Linked DNA regions of Mus musculus: region 1 is linked to region 2. Evidence: chromatin loops called from intact Hi-C (ENCODE). Cell type or tissue: left cerebral cortex. All regions are shown on one strand. Links, peaks and the distances in the headings refer to the core of each region. The heading gives the core; the rest is flanking DNA. Region 1 has its middle 54 kb from the start of Rbm24. Region 2 holds the start of Rbm24 (RNA binding motif protein 24).

Region 1 (4,385 bases), core at 225-4,224, 54 kb before region 2:
CTCAGATTCTAGAACTTTCTCTGACATGCTTCCATTGCATATGTAAAGACACGTACATGCGTACATGCAAGTGCACATATACATACATGCATGCACATAAATGCATGCATACACATATGTGCACATAAAAAATGAAGTCGTATGTGTTTCCAATCTAGTTTTTTTCTATTTTTTTTTTAAAGTCTCCTCTGCTAGTCCAGATAGATAATCTTAGCACCCTGGGGCTGCTCATGTCTGTGGTCCGTCATCATCCAAGTTCTCTGGGCAAAGCTCTAAGGATTAGGAAGGAGTGACTCCCACCTTGTTTATTTCCCCAGTCTCTGCTGCTGGCTTTATTGCAATAGAGTGGAGAGACCCTGCGGGTGTAAACCCTAATATCAGGCGAAGAACTAGCAGCACAGGCAGGTTGCTGCCTCTGTCAACAACTCTAGACTTACGATTTCCCTCAAACCTCCAGTTGTAGAACAGCTCAGGGCATACGCTCTTTCCTCACAATATTTGGAAAGGGCCAGACAGAGATGGTTTAAACATCCTGCCAGGGATACAGTTATTCTAAAGAGACTCGTGTGCCCTGCCCCTCAGCTCTCAGAGACAACCGAAGCAGTGGATCCTGAGAAACTGGAGCCTCTTGCTGGGGAAATGGAAAGGTTGGAGCCCAGGGGCCAACCGGAGGAGGAGCTTGTCTCTTAGAGGTTTCATGCAGCTCTGACAACGCGTAAGGCCACCTTGCGGGAGAGACTGGAACCCAGGCAGGAACAGTCAAAGGGGGTGGTGAGCTGGACCACACCTTGACCAGGACTGCTTAGTAATTGTTCCTGTCCTTCTATTTAAACCTAAACCTTGATGTCAAGGCCCTGTAGATGGACTTGGGGGTCCTTGGACCCCTTTGTTCTTTTTCCTAATGTGGTTATGTTGAATCCATCTCCTTTCTCTGCTCTTTGGCATTATTTGCTTCTCTGTCTACCCTAGCCATAGAGATCAGGATCACAGGTAAGCAAAACACAGTAGAGCTTTGATGCCACCCCACTTTCTTGGAATGTTCTGCCTCAGTTTTATTCTGCCCCTCCTATCCAATCTAGTCAGTCAGTGTTCCCTTAGCACCCTAAGTTTTACTCTTCGTTTACACTAAACTGTGGGAGACTTATGACCTTTCATGGGAAAAGCAACAAAGCAGAGAGGCCTTTTGATGGTGAAGTCCAGCCACTGTGGAGTCCGAATGAAGGAGCGAGACACTGGGATGAGGGTCTGTTGTTCTCTACCATCCCTCTAATCTTTGGGCAATCATTCCTCCTCCACTTGATGCTGACTAGCTAAAGTCTTTGTCCCAGTGATGAGAACAATTATTCCTCTTTATTACTCCGATTGGTGGCTTGCTAGGGAATCCCTGCCTCAGTTGAATTCTCGCTGGGGTAAAATATATAATAACTCCTATTAATTTTCTCTGCATTAAGATGGGATTCCTGTGTGACTCAATCTACTTGGTGCTAACAGCTCAGCGTGGGAAGAAAGAAGGAAGAGAAGAAGAGAAAGAAGAAAGAGCCAGAAAGAAGCCATAGCCACAGACAAAGAAGGTTCAGAAGACAGTTTTCCTGGGCTCTGAAATTCTAACCCCCATCTGGGGATTTGTACAGATTGCTCTGAGAGTGTTCACATTTTGAGAAGAGATCTGACAAGTCAAGAGAATTCTGAGATGGGGCAGAGAGAGAGAGAGAGAGAGAGAGAGAGAGAGAGAGAGAGAGAGAGAGAGAGAACAGCTTATCAGCAACAGTAGAAAACCAAAGAAGGATGAGGTGGTGGCTTTCAGGGGCTTGAAATGCCGCCATGAATAAGCACCTCCTAGGTGAGATCTTCCTCCAGCCAAGAACAAAGTTAGACAGGCAGAAGTTAAGGAAGCGGAGCTAGAGAAAATGTTGGCTCGGGAAATGAATGTAACAGCTACTAGATAAAGATGGGAGGAAAACAACTTTCCCTTTCACCAAAAATCTTCTGAGAGAGGCTGTTCAGCCATCTGTTTGCAACGCTATAGAAAGAAAGCGTTTTCCTGGCTGCTGGTGGACTGATTTGATTTTTGTTGGGACTCTTGAGTCGAAGTTCCACATTTGTATGAATTCTGACTTGCATACCGTAGGGCATTGTGAGCCAATGCACAGTCAAGGTAAGGTCGGTACCTATACCACTGGACTCTAGCATAGCCCCCTAGGTCCCATGGCCTCCCTGCCGTCTTTAGGCCTAGCATCTGTCTCCACAGCAGCACGTGGTCTGGGTTGCTTCGTCTCTAGGCTTCTTGCTTGTGCGTGTTTAGTACTCTTTGTTGTCATTAAGCATGAGCAATGGATTTTTCACTCAGCAGCTTTCTCTCCCAAGCACTCTTGCAAAGAAAATGATGTGGCCAATTGTTTATTCCATGGATAGCCTTTTTCTGTCCCCAGAATGTGGCCAACATAACCATGACTCACGTTCACAGGACAGAAGGGCTGTTCTGGCTCATGCTTTTACTTCTTTGGGCCAATTGGAGAGTTATTTATAAACATTTATTGATTTGGATTCATAAACCCGAGAGAGAGAGAGAGAGAGAGAGAGAGAGAGAGAGAGAGAGAGAGAGAGGGAGAGAGAGAGAGAGAGAGAGCTTGCTGTGCTCATTGCTATGGTAACTAGCATCTCTCACATATATTGGCCAACTGTCATATCTCAGAACAGAACTCCAAAGCCTACCTGTAGCTGCTGGCTACATATTCACCCTTTTTCATTTTTCAACTGAACTTCAGTGTTCTCTCCCCCACTGGCTCCCAGTGATGGCACCACACTGGGGCAGAAGCATAACTGATTCCTGAGGTGATTCTTGGGCCTCTCTTGGGGGTATTCTCCTGATGACTTCTAATCAGTTTTCATTGTCAAAGCTAAAGAGATTCTCACCCAAAGCTGAGCTTTGCCACGTGCCCCATCAAGTTGGGGCTCTATTCTTCATCGACAAGGAAACCATATTGTAGCAGAAGTGTGGGAACAGAAGTATAAAGCAACAGAAACGTGTTCTGACATGAGTCACACGAAACAACATAGGTGAAAGTGAAACTCTACATAGAGGACGGTAGCGGCAAAGCATGCTGGGAGGAGCAAAGGCTGACAAAGAGATGGAAGTAAATAAATACTCAAAGAAATACTTCCTTTTTCCTTTATTTGTTTCCTTCTCTCCCTCCTGCCCTCCTTCCTCCTCTTTCCCTCTATCTCCTTTGCTCCCTCCCTCTCTCCTTCCATGCCTTCCTCCTTCCTCCCGCCCCTCCCTTCTTCCTTCTTTCTCTCCTCTCTCTTGAGATGAAAACCATGCCATGTCAAAGAGCTGTTTTAAGGAATCAAGAAGAGAGTTATACAAAATGCCTAGAACAATGTCAGGGATTATCCTGTGTGTGTCAGAATGGTTTCTTTGAAATAATAAATCTTGTTTTTGCCAGAAAAAGACCCTGACTTTTTGAAAGAGATGAAGATTATGCAATTTTTGGCTCTACTTTTAAAGACATAATAAAAATTTACTCACATACAACCAGGCAGAGATGTCTTCTACAAATTCAAAACTTAGGCTTACAAAAAACAAAAGCAAAAACAAAAAAAAATCTAAAACAAAAACCTATCTCTTTAGTGCGTCATTGCCTAACATTACTGTCTGACTGTTCTTTCTCCCTCCAAGTTCTGATTGTGTGTCTCTTGACTGCCTCTCACATGGCATTGACTTTGGAACATTGTCAAGCACATAGATCAATGGTTAGTCACTCTAGGCTAGCCCCATGAAATTTGATCTCCTAGACTGATACTAGGATGTATAAGCCATGTGACTTCACACAGAGATATACGTACCATTTATAGGACTGCTCCCAGGTTTATGACTTATGAACATGGGGATTTTGATAAGTTCTAACTTAAATGATTGCCATAAAAGAGGAGGAAACCAGGGTGGATGAATAATATGCTCTTACATGTTGCATCAGCAGAAATATTTCAGAGAAAGCTTTGGTTTGAGCCAGGGATGTGTCAGAATCAAAGGTTTGGTTCACATTTTTCTACATTGAGGGAGCACAAAAAAAAAAAGTTTCTACATTTGCCCCTTTGTCCTCACCCTTGTAACTCAAGTTCTAGGTCAAAGACACACATACTTTAATTGACCTAAGACTGTAACTTTGATTTTTTCAAAGTCTTCTTTTAATGATGGTTCTTAGATGCTTTAACCTCCCTTCTAGCCTACCACCCACCAGAGGTAGTGGAAAAGAAAGGGTGGGGAGGGAGTGGACCTGTTTAGAAAGGTTCTTTGTTGCAACTTCTGTCTGTGTCATCTGGAAATTGGCAGTTCAGTTCTCAGGTCAGCAGTGGCAGCTTAATCCACTCGATAATACTTTGTG
Region 2 (4,385 bases), core at 128-4,127:
GACATACAAGTCTTCTCCCCCCCTTCACTGTCCCCCCACGTGTGTATGTGTGTGTGTGTGTGTGTGTGTGTGTGTGTGTGTGTGTGTGTACAGAGACCAGAAGCTGGCCAAGATGTGCCAGCACAGTTAGCATTCGTGGCGATACAGGGATTTGAACTCAGGTCCTAGCACTTGCACACCAAGCATTTTTCCCACTAAGCTGCTTCCTCAGTCCTCGAAGTAAAGAGTGTATTTCTTCCCGAAGGCTGAGCTCTAGGATAGTCTATCCCGTTGTGGGGGTAAAACCTTCCTCTTAGCTCTCTCCACTTTGCCTAGAGACCACCATCCAAATGCCTGGCTGCACTCCCAGATACTCTCTTTGCCTGCAGGCTGGGTTGGCTTCTTACCCATGTAGGAAGACAAGTCATCCAATGGCACACAGTGTCTGGGACTTCTTAGTAGACAAAAAGCCTCCCCTCTCAGAGGCTTTTGCCCGCCTGCGCTTCAGTGAAGTACTATAATTGTGAAATGACACCGTAAGATGAATATTAAATACTCGAAAGCATACGTCTTCTGTGTCAGGGTCTGCTTTCTTACTTTTAAAAATTATCTTTTGTCCTTCGAGCACAGAGTCCCTTCTGAACTAGTACTTCACTTAAACAGCGACAAAGATTTATATTTTCACACTGGGGCCGGCGTCTACAACAGTGGTTCTCAACCTGTGGGTCGTGACCTTCCAAGACCATTGGAAAACACAGATAGTTTGTTACTATTCATAACAGTGGTAAAATTACAGTTAAGAAGTCGCAACAAAAATAGTTTAGTGGTTGGAGGATCACCACAACACGAGGAACTGTATTAAAGAGTCAACACTTCGTATAAAATACTTACATTATATAAACTGCTTAATTTTTCTCCCCAGGATTAACCACAGCGAGATTTCTTAGTTTTCCTTTTCTCTCACTGAGGATTCAAACTGACCCCGATAACCTCGGGCAGCCTCCTGTGGAAATCAGCAAGATGAATTGAAGATTTCCTACCAGAATATTTGCTAGTAATTCTCATTCACCTTTGCACACACCACATTCTTCATTGGCTGGGGTTGACAGCTAAGGTGCCCTGGAAAGTAACTGGGGTATGTCTGTGGGGCTCTATCGGTTAATACACTGACCTGTTTAAAAGGAAATAAAAGATGTAGCTCAGGGGCAACTAGTGTTGGGACTACACTGGCCTCTCGGAGCAAAACCCGCTTGTGCAGTGAGGGCAGAGAGTGAAATGTTCTGCTTACATTAAATACTTTCATCGGGGGCCTGGGGATGTAGCTCAGTCGGCAGAGTGCTTGCCTGGCAGGAAGGAAGCCCTGTGCTCCTTCCCAAAGCTTCCCATAAACCCAGAGAAGGGGCACATGCCCGCAGTCCCAGCATTCAGGACTCTGAGACAGAAGAATCAGAAGTTCAAATTCAAAGTAATCTTTATGATACACCGGAAGTTCAAGGACAGCCTGGGATACACAATACCCTGTCTCAAAATAAGGGGGAGGGGTATTTTAATCTAAACCTTAAATATGATGGGCTGATTTCAAAGCGTCATTAATTTAAAGCCCTATTGAGCATAAGAACTGCCAACGAGCTGGCTTAAATTAATAAACATATACTACGTTTAGTGTATTCTATCTATGCTTCCAGAATTGCTGGTAGAAATCCATCGTTATGTAACAGCCCCCACCCTTTTAAAAGAAATCATACTTTTTACAATTATATCCGGATAAATAAATGAGGTCAATTCACTAACCGTTCTGCAATTCAAATAGAAGGAAATAGATTCTTTGCTTAGTGGGGAAAAAAAAAGGCGGAGGTGGGAGCGACTTGTGTTGAGACAGACATTGTACCCATCTTCCTGAATAACTAAGTTAGGCAGGAAGCACAAATTTGATGATCGTGGGAGGTACAGTACTAATTCATGGTCCTCTGCAGTAGTCAGCAGGGCCAGATGAATACAGACACCCTTTGCTAGCTGTGAGCCATTAAAGCCAAAGTTTTTCTCAAGCATTCCCAAATGCTAGGGGCTATTATTATTATTCACCCCACCACATAACATCCCTGGGGCTCTTCCTCTTGGTTACCCACAGCACCAGCTTTTGGGGGCTAAGAAAACTTGAGAGTTCTTCTCACGGTTCAGACGCTAGAGACAGATCTCCTTGGTCCCAGGTGTTTGGGAGGGGACTGGCCTCTGTACAAACCACCCCAGGCCCCGGGGGACTCTCAAGTCAACTGGTCGTGCCAGCGAGGCCTAGCAAGAAGCTAGCGTGGTCTGCTTCGGAGCGTCAATCAGCTCACTCTGGGTCCCTGCGGGAATCGCCAGGGGTCTTTGCGACTTTGACCAGTAGGAGCAGGCAACAACAGAGCCAGGCCGCCTCCAGCCGTTTCCAACTCTGCCCCAGCAACAGCGCCAGAGCCCCAGCCAGGCGACCCAGCGCCCGCGCGCGGGGAGAGAAGCAGCTGTTCCCAACAGCTGGGGGGCGGCGGCGCCGGGCGCCCCAGGTGCTGTCCCGGCCAATCGCAGGCGTCCGGCCCGCCCCCTCCCCAGCCGGGCGTCGACCCCCAGGGCCGCTGGGGAAAAAGGAATAGAGGGTTGGAGAGCGGTCCTCCGTCCGCACTGGTGTGGCAGCTACTAAGCAGAAGGGACGGTTCCCAGACCGAGCCGGGCCCAGCACCGCGCCCCCAGCTGCCACCTCCGCGCCCCCGGGACACGGTAGCCTCTGAGCCAACCCCCATCCCACTAAGCCACTCGATTTTTTGAGAAAGAACCATCTACCTCTTCTGGACTTGGAGACCACCACCCTCTCTGCATTTAAGAAAAAAAATATTTTTATTTTATTTTTACTTTCACGCGGCGTGAGTGCAAAAGGCTCCCACAGTCCGCGGCTACGGAGCTGGTTACCCGGACGATCCGGAAGGTCTGGACAGTGACCGGACGCGGGGACTGGAGCAGAGCGCCTGGGCGAGTGTCGGGGACAGTGGGCCACTTGGGAAGCCGCGCGCCCAGCGCCCACGCCGCCCCCTCGCCCCCGCGCGCGCCCTCGGCCCCCGGCGGCCGCCGCGCGCTGCGGGAGACGCGGAGCCCGAGGACCAGGCGCAGCCGCAGCCGCAGCCGGAGCCCGAGCCGCGGGGCGGGCGCGAAGATGCACACCACCCAGAAGGACACGACGTACACCAAGATCTTCGTGGGAGGGCTGCCCTACCACACCACCGACGCCAGCCTGCGCAAGTACTTTGAGGTCTTCGGAGACATCGAGGAAGCGGTGGTCATCACAGACCGGCAGACCGGCAAGTCCCGGGGCTACGGATTTGTAAGTTACGTGGAAGAAGGACTCAGGGTGGGTGGGGAGCAACTAAGAGAGGTCCTGGCCAAAGCGATCAGGCCAGCAGGGAGCAAGTGGCCCCAGGCCCTGGGGAGGCAGAGATTAGGATAAGGGGCACAGTGGGACCTCGCGGGACGCCCGTTCACTCGGAGCTAAGCTGAAACTTTAAGTGCGATGGGGCTTGGAGAAACGAAGGGCCGTGGCTGCCTCGTGGGGTACAGAGAGGACCTGAGGCCATGCTCTTTCGGTGGCCCCGAGAGCCTGGGAAGGAGAGATGGGAGATGTGGAGAGTTGGGAGGGAGGAAGCAGAGCCCCTCACTGTGGATTCCCAGGTTGGAGGCTGGTTGTTAAGTGAGCTGGTGCTTTGTTTAAAAAAGAAAAAAAAAAAAAAACAGTGTGTGTGTGTGTGTGTGTGTGTGTGTGTGTGTGTGTGTGTGTTGTTTAGGCCCAGGGAGGGCTAGAGCTAACACACACACACACACACACACACACACACACACACACACACTCACACACACACACATACACACACACACACTTTACATCACTATCTTTTAAATTGCAAAGGTAGATTCTAAAAGGAAAAGAAAAAGCTGCACCTCTGGGTGTTTGCCTAACTGAAACAGCACATTAAGCTTCCTGGAGATTTAAAGGGGCGAATTCAGCAGCCCAAAGAGCTGAGAGCCCAGGAGCAGGGCAATCGCTATTGTCGCTGGGGAGTAACCAGCTGGTTTGGGGCTGGACTTTGTTTAAAGCCCACAGTACCTCTGGGGCCCCGGTGGGAATGTAAAAGGTAAATCTCCGCGCGAATTCAGAATGGTGGCTCCCAATCTCTGTTAGGCCCCACATTAGCACCCTTAGGACTTTGGGTGGGGGGCGGGGGAGATCCTTCCTTCCTTTCTTCTTTCTGCTTTTTTTTTTTTTTTTTAAGGCAGAGAATGGAGAGTTAATGTTCCCAACCCCTCCCAAATAAGAAAAGAAAGCCAGCCAGCTCGGTGGCTTGAATCCTTTTCCTTCAGGGGTTAACTGAGGGCTCTGTGTGTCT

What was found. Peaks named below come from ENCODE experiments on the same cell type or tissue, not always from the same donor. Only the 100,000 strongest peaks of a DNase experiment are listed, where the experiment ranks them.
Region 1: it touches region 2 in a loop (4-fold over the local background); 8 of 42 quality-filtered maps call a loop at or near these places.

The regions. Positions count from the first base shown.
Region 1 is chr13:46,361,670-46,366,054 of GRCm38, forward strand. No RefSeq gene overlaps it. Among named protein-coding and RNA genes, the nearest start is that of Rbm24, 54 kb to the right of the region's middle. In left cerebral cortex, for the core only: no CTCF peak of the experiment used is centred there; DNase peaks (open chromatin) are centred at 1,983 and 2,385; H3K27ac peaks cover 850 bases.
Region 2 is chr13:46,415,871-46,420,255 of GRCm38, forward strand. Rbm24 (RNA binding motif protein 24) reads left to right here and starts at 2,430. Exons shown (of 4, transcript NM_001081425.1): 1 at 2,430-3,328. The coding sequence starts at 3,161. In left cerebral cortex, for the core only: no CTCF peak of the experiment used is centred there; DNase peaks (open chromatin) are centred at 1,917, 2,474, 2,693, 3,088 and 1 more place; H3K4me3 peaks cover 2,143 bases; H3K27ac peaks cover 1,957 bases.